Regions from separate parts of the Homo sapiens genome. Here region 1 is linked to region 2. A link is a contact called in ENCODE Hi-C or POLR2A ChIA-PET data. All regions are on one chromosome and are shown on one strand. The core of a region is the stretch at or near the end of the contact, and the rest is flanking DNA. Distances in the headings are between cores, read along the strand shown.

Region 1 (5,559 bases), core at 2,949-5,448, 190 kb after region 2:
CATTTTCAGAGTGGATCAAAAAATAAGACCCAACTGTCTATATAAAAAAAGCCCAGTTTAAATGTAAAAACAAATTATGACTGAAAGTAAAGACCTGGAAAAAGAAATACCATGCTACTCTAATCAAAAGAAAGTAGGAGTAGCTGTACTGATTTCAGACAGAGTAAATGTCAGAACTTAGAAAGTTGTCACAGATAAAAGGGAAAATTATAGGCCGGGCGCAGTGGCTCTTGTCTGTAATCCCAGCACTTTGGGAGGCTGATGCAGATGGATCACCTGAGGTCAAGAGTTCGAGACCAGCCTGGCCAACATGGCGAAACTCCGTCTCTATCACAAATACACAAAAAAATTAGCCGGGCATGGTGGTGGGTGCCTGTAATCCCAGCTACTTGGGAGGCTGAGGTAGGAGAATTGCTGGAACCCTGGGGGAGGAGATTGCAGTGAGCTGAGATCAAGCCACTGCACTCCAGCTTGGGTGACAGAGCAAGACTCCGTCTCAAAAAAAAAAAAAAAAAAAAAAAAGGAAAATTATATAACAATAAAGGGATCAATACTCCAAAACTACAAACATTAATGTGTATGGCATAACAATAGAGAGTAAATATACGTGAGGTAAAAACTGACAGAGCTGAAAGAACAAATAAACAAATCTACTATTAGAGAGTTGAAGATTTCCAACACTCCTCTATGAGAAATGCACACATCCAGTAGGCAGAAAACCAGTAAAGACATACTTAAATTCAACAGTACTGTCAATTAAGGGAATCTGATTAACACCTATAGACTACTTCATCCAACAACAGCAAATTACACATTCTTTTCACTGTCACATGGAACATTCACCAAGACAGACCATATTCTGGGCCATAAAACATCTTAACAAATGTAAAGGAACATGGGCACAGTGGTTCATACCTATAATCCCAGCACTCTGGGAGGCTGAGGTGTGAGAATCGCCTGAGGCTAGAAACTTGAGAGCAGCCTGGGCAACATAGTGTGACCCTATCTCCACAAAAAATAAAAAATTAACTGGGTGTGGTGGTGCATGTATGTAGTACCAGCTACTTGGGAAGCTGAGGCAGGAGGACTGCTTGAGCCCAGGAGTTGGAGGCTGCCGTGAGCTTATGATGGTGCCACTGCACTCCAGCCTGGGTGACAGAGCAGGACCCTGTGTCTTAAAAAAAAAAAAAAAAAAAAAAAAAATGGTCTCCTTTCAGACCACGATAGAATTAAACTAGAAATCAACAACAGAAAGATAAATGGAAAATCCTAAAATGTTTGTAGATTAAACAACACACTTCTACATAACATGTGGATCAAAGAAGAAATCTCAAGAGAATTGAAGAAATATTTTAAACTAAATGAAAATGAAAACAACACTTATCAAAATTTGCATAATGCAGTAAACACATCAAGGAAATGTATAGCATTCAATGCGTGTTAGAATAGATCAAAAATCAATCACCTAAACTTCCACCTTAACTAAAAAAAAAAAAAAGAGTAAATTAAATGCAAAGTAAGCAGAAAAAAATAAATACTAAAAATTAGAGCACTATACTAGTATTAGAAAGGTCAAAATTCAAAACATGACAACACAAATGCTGACAAAAATGTGGAGCAACAGGAACTCTTGCTCACTGCTGGTGGGAATGCAAAGTGGCACAGTCACTTTGCAAGACAGTTCGGCAATTTCTTATAAAATTAAATATACCCTTTCCATACAAACCAGTAATCATACTGCTTGGTATTTATGCAAATGAGCTGAAAACGTATGTCTACACAGAAACCTAAACACGGATGCGTACAGGAGCTTTACTCATAATTGCCAAATCGTGGAAGCAACCCAAAAGCAGGTGAACGGATTAAAAACAAAACAAACAAACAAAAAAGGGTGGCACATCCAAACAATGGAATATTAATCAGCTCTAAAAAGAAATGAGTTATTAAGCCATGAAAAGATATGGAGGAATATTTAATGTATATTAAATAAGTAAAAGAAGCCAATCTAAAAAGGCTCATATGGTATGATTCCACCTATATGACATTTTAGAAAAGGCAAAACTATGGAAAAAGTAAAAGGATCAGTGATTGCCAGGAATTAGCAGGTAGAGAGGGTTGAACAGTCAGAGCGCAAGGTGTTTTTAGGGCAGTGAAACTATTCTTTATGATGTTATAATGATGGACTACATCTTTATACATTTGTCAAAATTCATAGACTGTACAACACCAAGAGTGAACCCTAAGGTAAATTCTAAATTTTGAGTGACAATGATGTGTCAGTGTGGGTTCACTGATTGTAATAAATGTGTCACTGTGGTGAGGGATGGCAACAATGGGGGAGGTTGTGTACATATGGGCCAGGAAGTATATGGGAACTCTCCACACTTAAAGTTCCATTTTGTTCTTTTTGTTTTGTTTTGTTTTGAGACAGGGTCTCACTCCATCACCCAGGTTGGAGTGCAGTGGTTGATCACAGCTCACTGCAGCCTCCAACCCCCCAGGCTCAAGCAATCCTCCTACCTCAGCCTCCTGAGCAGCTGGAACTACAGGCATGCACCACCATGCCCAGCAAATTCTTTTTTTCTTTTTTTTTTTTTTTGGTAGAGACAGGGTTTCACCATGTTGCCCAGGCTGGTCTTGAACTCCTGGGCTCGAGCAATCGGCCCAACTCAGCCTCTCAAAGTGTTGGGATTACAGGCATGAACCAATGCACATGGCCTCAGCTCACTTTTGTTTGAACCTAAAACTGTTCTAAAAATAAGATTGATTTTTTTTTTAAGCAAAAGTTAAACACTGAGATGGTTTCCATTTCTACCCCAGGGTATGTGAACATAGCACCTTCACTCCGTTCTCACCTCGTCTTCCCTTGTTCCTCCCTCAATTCTCAGATCCACCAGTGAGACAGAAAACATAGGAGACAGGAAAAGAAGAATCAAATGGGAAGTGGAAAAAAGACAGGGAAGAGACATTGGGCAAAAACACATTCTCAAGTTATCTCTACTGAACGAGGTTTTGAACAGAGAGAGCTAACCATCATGAAATCTTGGTGCCTCTCAAACTCCACTATGATGCCCTCTGGAAACTTTCCGTCTCCATGAGTTTACAAAATTTAAAAAATTGACCCAACAAAAGCCAATTTTTCATTGAAAAGCACTACTAATAATTGACATGAAAGGGCAACACTGAAAAAATTCCTTGATTTGGGAAGCATAAAATATGAGTCCTAAAATACACTGTCACTCTGTGAAGACTAAGCCTCCAGGACCAATAGCTTTCTCTCTGATGGAAAGTGGTCCCTTCTAGCAATATAAGGGGTTCTGCCCCTTGACCAGCATATTATAAGTGCTGACACAGGTATGCCCCAATGACATGATGGTAATACGTGGTAAATGGTATAATTTTGTATCATCACAATTTGAATCTGCCTCACAATGATATAATCTTGAATCTTCCTTGCAGACCTCAAACAGAAACTCACTTCACATATTTAACCGCAAACAGCATAGACATTTCTCTTACAGAGAGGGCTCATTTTAAAATAAGGATATGCCTTAACAAGTATATTTAGTCATAAAAGCCTTAATAAAAATATGATTTTAAAAATCCATCACAGAATGATGCAAAAGCAAGCTGAGGGTTCTTTTGACCCACACACTGAGGCCAAACTACCTAAAGTGATTACTACACGTACTGAATTCACTGTGAGACAGAAAGTATGGCTAATTTACTACCTATGGTTCTTCAGAACTTTCCATATTTATTCTTTTTTCCATTAAGGTTTTTTGTTAATCATATCTTCTGAAATTCTGTGATTACACAAACACCAAAGATAATGACATGACTTACCTTGTTTCTTACATATAGCTGCAAACATTTAAACAAATATGAGTCCAAAATTCAAGAACTCCATGGCTGGCCTAATGTTAACATGAAACTAGGTATGAACAACAAAAATTACAACCATAGCTACTGTCGTCTATTGAGCACATTTGATCTGCTAAGCCAGGGGTTAGCAAACTAATGGTCCGAGGGTAGCACTCTGCTGCTTTTGTAAATAAAGGTTTCTTGGACACAGCCATGTCCCATTTGAGGTCTTATCTGCATATGCTTTCGTTCCACCTCCACAGAGATGAGTCATTGTGAAGGATCATACAGCCCGCAGGGCCTAAAATATTTACTATCTGGTTCTTCACAGAAAGTCTGCCAATCCCTCTTGTAGGCACAGTGCTAAGTACTTTATATAGATTATCTCTTTACATAGATTATTCCAGTGAGGTGGAAATGATTATTATCCCCATTTTAAGGAGGAGGAAACAGGTTTATCAAGATTGAGTCACAAGCAGCCAAGCCAGGCTTCGACTCCCAAACCCTCTAAACTGCCAAGCTACACTGGGTAGGAGCAGGGAGGACAACATAACCCTAACGTCATGTAACTGTACTGGTATAAAGGTAAAGCCTTCCAAAGCATCTGAAATTAAAAAAAAAAAAAAAAAAAAAAAGTAAAAGGACCAAGCCCATTTCAGGAACAGAGAGACTCCCACACACCCTGTGGAAACACTTCCTGAATGGTGTCATTATCATTGATATCACAGCATTACCAACTTTCCCATGATAACGTCATGCCACGCGCTCTCACTACACTGTGTTCAGAGAACAAACCTCTCGGCTGACTGACCGCCTGCCTACTGACTTTGCATTCTGCCCTTGTCAACCTATTCTATGTGCCACTACCATGCCAATCCCTTCTCTAAGTATTGAGAAAGTCATTACCTAAGAGCATACCGTTTGTTTTGAGTTAAACAGACTTTGATAGACCAACCTTAGAAACTAGCCATGAGGAATATCAATACTCAGAGGATAAAAACCATATCTAGGTTCTGAGAAACTAAGCACATCAATCATTTTTCAGAATGCCACTATCTTCTAAGACAGGTTTTTTTAGCAGAAAAATTGTTCACCATTTTAATAGGAAAAGACCAAATGGTAACCTACAAAGAATAAAAAGCAATTCTGTTATAAGGAATCCATTCAGGCTACAAGTCTTCTTAAGTCCTGGACACCAAAACCGCAAAAGAGCATTTAGCTTAAAACCCAACGGAAGTCCTCAGAACACAAGGAACTTTGGAGCAAGCAGGCCCCTCTACTCATCAAACTTAGAGCCACAGAGCACAAGAGCATCTTAAAGGCTCTCCCAACTTTTTATAAACAGGCCTGCTAAATTTTGCTTAATGTGATGTTTCCCAGACTTATTTGAGAAAGGATTTCTTTTTCTCTCCCTTTACAGAACCATATTAATACTAAAACAGTCCCTCAACAAACATTTCCCAAGGGTCTGCTGTGTGACAGGCACTGAACTAAGGGACTGGAACTAGAATCTGGGGAGGATACATATTAAACATAAAATTGCAAGTTATTAAATGAATGTTAGTACCCCATGGAAGAGATCGCAGGGACTAGAGTAGACACTTTGAGAAATGCTAGTATAGGAAGGACGCTGGACCAGGAGCCAGAAAACTATATTCCCACCTCAACTTGGACCCTAACTCCCTATGTAATCCC
Region 2 (5,138 bases), core at 2,500-4,999:
AATGTAGGAGAAAGCCATTATTGCCTAATTTAATCCCGAAGGTTCAAGCCCGTAAGCCTGAAATGTAACATGGCCTTTCTTTGGGGCTGTCCATACTATGCACATGCAGCCTCCCAGAATTTTCCCTGAATTTCAGTCAACTGCTGCGCGCGCACGTGTGTGTGTGTGTGTGTGTGTGTGTGCGCAGAAAATGCAAGCATGAGAATTTGGGCCTTCAGATGCCTTTGAAAGACCTAAGCCTCCTTATCTGCTGGCTCTCTGCCTTCTATTTTAATTATCAGGGAGATAAAATTGTGACCATTTTATGTTATTAAAAAGTTTCTGTTTTAATAGGGCTCATGACTATAACTGCAGCCTACTGCTTATTTCATGTGCAATATATCACCTCATCCATATCATTCTAATGATTTTTCCGGCCATCTCATTGTTGTGAGGTCCTCTTTATTTTACAAAATTTTAACATAAATCTATAATTTAATTTAAAGTTACTGAAATTACTAAAATTGAAATGTTCTTTAAAAATATAATGGAACTTTATCCACCTTTCCATAGTGACATATTAACAGAGAAAGGAGTTCAGTGGCATTCCTCATTCTCAGAAGTCATTAACCACGGTGGCGGCTTAAAGACAAGTATCAGTCTAGTAAGACTTAGAGGTCTCATTTAACTCGCAGTACTTGGAAAATGCATCATCCACTGATGGGCCCTGAAGATGGATCAGGCCTGAATGGAGCTACTCAGGGATGTTTCTAGACCTGAAAGAGTTCAGGTCACCCCTGGCTATGTATCACGCATCGACCCAGTGTGGTCAATATGATCCATCCAGTCAAGTCTTCCCAATTCTAAACTCCCATAAATTCAAGTCTAAATACCTCTTGTTGGCTTTTTAGGAATCCTAAAGTTTGGCTACACTGGGTCAAATAGGCTGGGTTCCCTTTCCAACATGCTCCCAAATGTGCTCCACACTCCAAGGAAATCAGGACAGCTTGGTTTGGGTAACTCATCCATCCAGCGCAGTCACTGCACACGTGTTCTCCAAGAAGCAGTAAGCCAGGCCTGGGTATTGAGCTGAATGAAACAGACACGGTGCCTCCCCTCCTCCCCTCACAGGTGCATGCTGGCTGGCACCATCCTCCACTGCTCAGAGTCTCTCCTTGTTCCCATGGGTGCTTTGCTCCCATCATCTAGATCCTTCTCATCTTCCAAGGACTGGTTCAAGGTGTGCTGTGTACTGACTCCCTTCTCTTCAGACTTCATTCATGCACCCAATAAGTACTTACTGAAAGCTTTCTACACACCAGTGTTGGGCTAGGTGCTGGGCATTCTTTTTTTTCTTTTTCTGTTTCTTTTTTTTTTTTTTTTTGAGACAGAGTCTCACTCTGTCACTCAGGCTGGAGTGCAGTGGCATGATCTCAGCTCACTGCAACCTCCGCCTCCCAGGTTCAAGCAATCCTCCTGCCTCGGCCTCCTGAGTAGCTGGGACTAAAGGCATGTGCCACCATGCCTGGCTAATTTTTGTATTTTTTAGTAGAGATGGGGTTTCACCATGCTGGTCAGGCTGGCCTCGAACCCCTGACCTCAGCTGATATGCCCGCCTCAGCCTCCCAAAGTGCTGGGATTACAGGCATGAGCCATCGCGCCTGACGGTGCTGGGCATTCAACAGCTAATACTACTCAGTTCTTGTGCCAAGTAACACAGTCCTGCCTGCCTGGGAGACAAATAGGTAAAGGAGTAATTACAATTAAAATATGACTATGAGAGAACTGCAATGAGGTGACTTGGGACCCCAGGGGAAAGGAAAGGCTGTATGCCTAGTCCTGGGAATTGGTTACTTTTATGCCAAGACCCATAGGGTGATGAGAATCAAGCAGGTGAAGACATTGGAGAAAGATACTGGAGGAAGCCTGTTCTGGGCAGAGCAGGAAGCAGGTACCAAGCCTAGCAGCTGGGAGGCAGGGCTTTGGGGCATCACCAATTGTCTAGCGTGACTAGACCAGGCCCACAGGCACAGAGCATTCAGCAGATAGGACAGACTCCTGGGAACAGGACTGCTCCTGGACCTGGGCTCTGCCAGTCCCCATGCTGGGGGCCCTACACAGTTGGGTGGTGGCACTGTGCGCTGGTGGTGGTATCTCTTCTCTATGGTGAAGTCCTGCCAGGCCTTCAGGAAGTCTCTTCCAGCTGCCATACACAATCGTTGGTCAAATGATGCTTATGATGCCAGAGGACTTTCACGAGTCTCCAAATGTTAATCCCCAACTTCTACTGAAGTCTACCACTTGCCCGAAGGTACTTGAAACCACCATAAAACGTCATTGGAACCTCCAGTGTGAGACTTTCATTGTGTTCATTGCAGCAAGTTTGGTGTGCCGACACTTGCATACCTTTTCCCAGCCTCTGTCAGTCTAACTCAGGGCAGGGCAAGCTTTTTCTATAAAAGGATGGATGGTATACTTTGGGCTTTGTAGGCAAAGAGGCGAAATTAAGGATATTATGTAGGTGTTTATGTAATAAGAGAGAAAATTCCGGCTCCACCCCATCCTGTTTTCCTGGGGTGGGCTACCCAGGGTGGAAGGCGCATTTTGCACCCAGTGCTGGGCAGGCCACTGTCATGGTCAGTTTCACGCTCTGCCTGGTGGTGCCAATCCTAGTGTGCCTCCCTCTTTGCACAGAGCCTGGCAATCTCAACTGGGGCAGCTGACCAGAGGCAAGACAACTTCCCAGACTGAGACTCTACTGCTTGGTGACTGGCAGTTGCCAACAAGTCCCCAGTGTGTAGGCGGTGACCAGCACAGGCCCTGGGGAGCAGCGAGCCGTGGCTGCCAGCTGAGTGCCAGGAAAACAGGCAGTGAGCCCGCCAGGTCTCCATGGATCACAGGTCTAGCAAATTCAGGCCATGCTCACAGACAGTATGAAAACAGGTGGCAAGGTGGGTGTGACCTGAGGGCCTATATCAGTTTTCTACAGCTGCACAACAAATTACCACAAACGTTGTGGCTGGAAGCAACACCTATTCATTAGCTCATGGTTCTGTGGGTCAGAAGTCCTGCCACAGTGCAGGTAGCCTCTGCTTATGGTCTCATGGGTTGAAACGAAGGTGTTAAAAAGGCTGGGCTCCTATCTGGAAGCCCTGGGGAAGAACCACTTCCAAACTCCTTCAGGTTGTTGGCCAAATACGGCATTCTGTAATCACAGGACTGGGGTCCTGCCTGAGGTTCCCTTGCTGACTCTCAGCAAGGGGCTGCTCTCAGTTCCTAAAGACCACCTACATTCAGTGGCACCCAGCCTCCACCACATTTGAAGCCAGCCATCAGATTCCCTTCACGCTTCTGCGAAAGTTGTAAGATTCCAAAGACAGTAACTTGTGTCAAACCCTGGCAAGCGGAGCTGGGGAAGGCCATGAAGAGAGGGCTCGCATGCTTGATCTGCCTGATCACGGGAACTATCACAAGACATGAGTCACACCAGGACAGCCACTGGGACAAGAACAGCTAGCTAATTACACAGGAACACCTGCCTGGCACACTGTTTTGCAAGCCAATCTAAAACTGTAAGGACCTAATTGTACCTCCAAGATTACAGGTCCTACCTGGCAACTACTGATACTTGCCACTCAGAACTTGCCAGCCCTTGCAAGCTGCCACCAGCACCATAAGCTTTCTTTCAAAACAACTTGCAAACCCTTCTCCTTCCCCAGTAAGCCTCAACCTTTTACTTTTTTTCCTGGACGTTGCCAGAGGCCACCCTGGTCTGCATGTATGTCCCGGATTGCAATCCTCTCTCTTGCATATTATCCCAAATGAAACAATTTTTACTTTCACTCTCTCTTTTTTCACACTGACACTTCAAATCTCCGCTTCCTCTTCTGTTACCAGGCAGAAAAACTCTGCTTTTATGGGGCTCACATGATTAGATTAAGCACACAGGGACACTCTCCCTTTCGCCATGTCGTGTAGCACAATCACAGTTCCTCACGAGCTCAAAGAGGGGAGGATTACAACGGCACCGGGGGGTCATTCTTAGAATTCTCCCTACTACAGAACTGTAGTTTGCCAATCCCTGGTCTAAACTGTAACCCAGAATATAATAAAACATATGGCAGAAAAACAGGCCACAGCACAGTAGATGCCACCTGGCAGAGAACACACCAACTCAAGAGGGACCACGCATGCACACTGGCTGGGAACACCCACGGTCCAGGCCTGAGACTCAGGGTGAGCACGCGCCCTCCCACCTCCCGCACTCACACCCACAGGCTTGTGCTGTGCCCAGTACGAAGCATCCCAGAGCAGCACCATCTTCTGGAGCTTTCTGAGAGGACGGAAGTGTCTGTTATCTGTGCTGTCCATTATGCTAGCCATGTGGCTACTGAGCACTTAAAATGTGGCTGGTGAGACTGAGAAACTAAATTTTTAAAATTTTACCTTGATTTTACCTTAATCTTCATCTTACTTTAAAATTAAATAGCAACATGTGACTGGTGGCTACTGTACTGGATAGCACAGTTCTACACTAAGATTCTGGAGTAACCATGCCTTCAAATGTGTGAGTTCTGAGCATAGAGTATGCATTAATATTCCTGTTTTTAAAATTTATTTTTAAAATGTGTAATACTTTACTGACTGAAAATGCCATACACACAGATATTTATGAGTTGAAAGGGAACTTTTCATTGTTTGTACATGCATGTGTACATGTCTTCGCTACAATGAAAAGGATTCCTTCCAATTCACCTGTGTTTTCCCAAATCTCCAGTGCATCCAAAAAAATTTATTGTTATTAGTTTTTTTGCGTATCTTTCTATGGCATTTTAATGCCTACATAAACAAGTACAAATATAGACACCCAGCCAGGTGCAGTGGCTCACATCTCTAATCCCAGCACTTTGGGAGGCTGAGGTAGGTGGATCACTTGAGACCAGGAGTTTCAGACCAGCCTGGGCAACATGCTGAAATCTTGTCTCTACAAAAAATACAAAAATATTAACCAGATGTGGTGGTGCACCTGTAGTTCCAGCTACTTGGAAGGCTGAGGTGGGAGGATCACCTGAGTCCAGTAGGTTGAGGCTGCAGTTGAGCCATGATCATGCCACTGCACTCCAGTCTGGGTGAGAGTGAGACCCTGTCTCAAAAAAACA

Evidence for each region. A loop is a pair of places that touch in the nucleus more often than their neighbours do. ChIA-PET counts read pairs that join two places held with the same protein, here RNA polymerase II (POLR2A). Pooled maps may share reads with other maps.
Region 1: a map of psoas muscle shows a loop between it and region 2 (2.3-fold over the local background). The contact joins two enhancer-like sites. A Hi-C loop is called at or near these places in 8 of 168 maps with a recorded cell type or tissue (Caco-2, GM12878, HCT116 and 4 more), 25 of 37 single-sample maps with no recorded cell type and 13 of 50 pooled maps. POLR2A ChIA-PET finds 5 or more read pairs at or near these places in 1 of 52 experiments (AG04450).

Annotation. Positions count from the first base shown.
Region 1 is chr20:16,468,078-16,473,636 of GRCh38, forward strand. The region is part of intron 12 of KIF16B (kinesin family member 16B); the gene reads right to left. Among named protein-coding and RNA genes, the nearest start is that of KIF16B, 100 kb to the right of the region's middle. Within about 2 kb of position 4,199, at least 2 of the 41 ENCODE cell types and tissues checked have a DNase peak (open chromatin) inside an H3K27ac peak, as active enhancers do.
Region 2 is chr20:16,280,687-16,285,824 of GRCh38, forward strand. The region is part of intron 25 of KIF16B (kinesin family member 16B); the gene reads right to left. Among named protein-coding and RNA genes, the nearest start is that of KIF16B, 290 kb to the right of the region's middle. Within about 2 kb of position 3,750, at least 3 of the 41 ENCODE cell types and tissues checked have a DNase peak (open chromatin) inside an H3K27ac peak, as active enhancers do.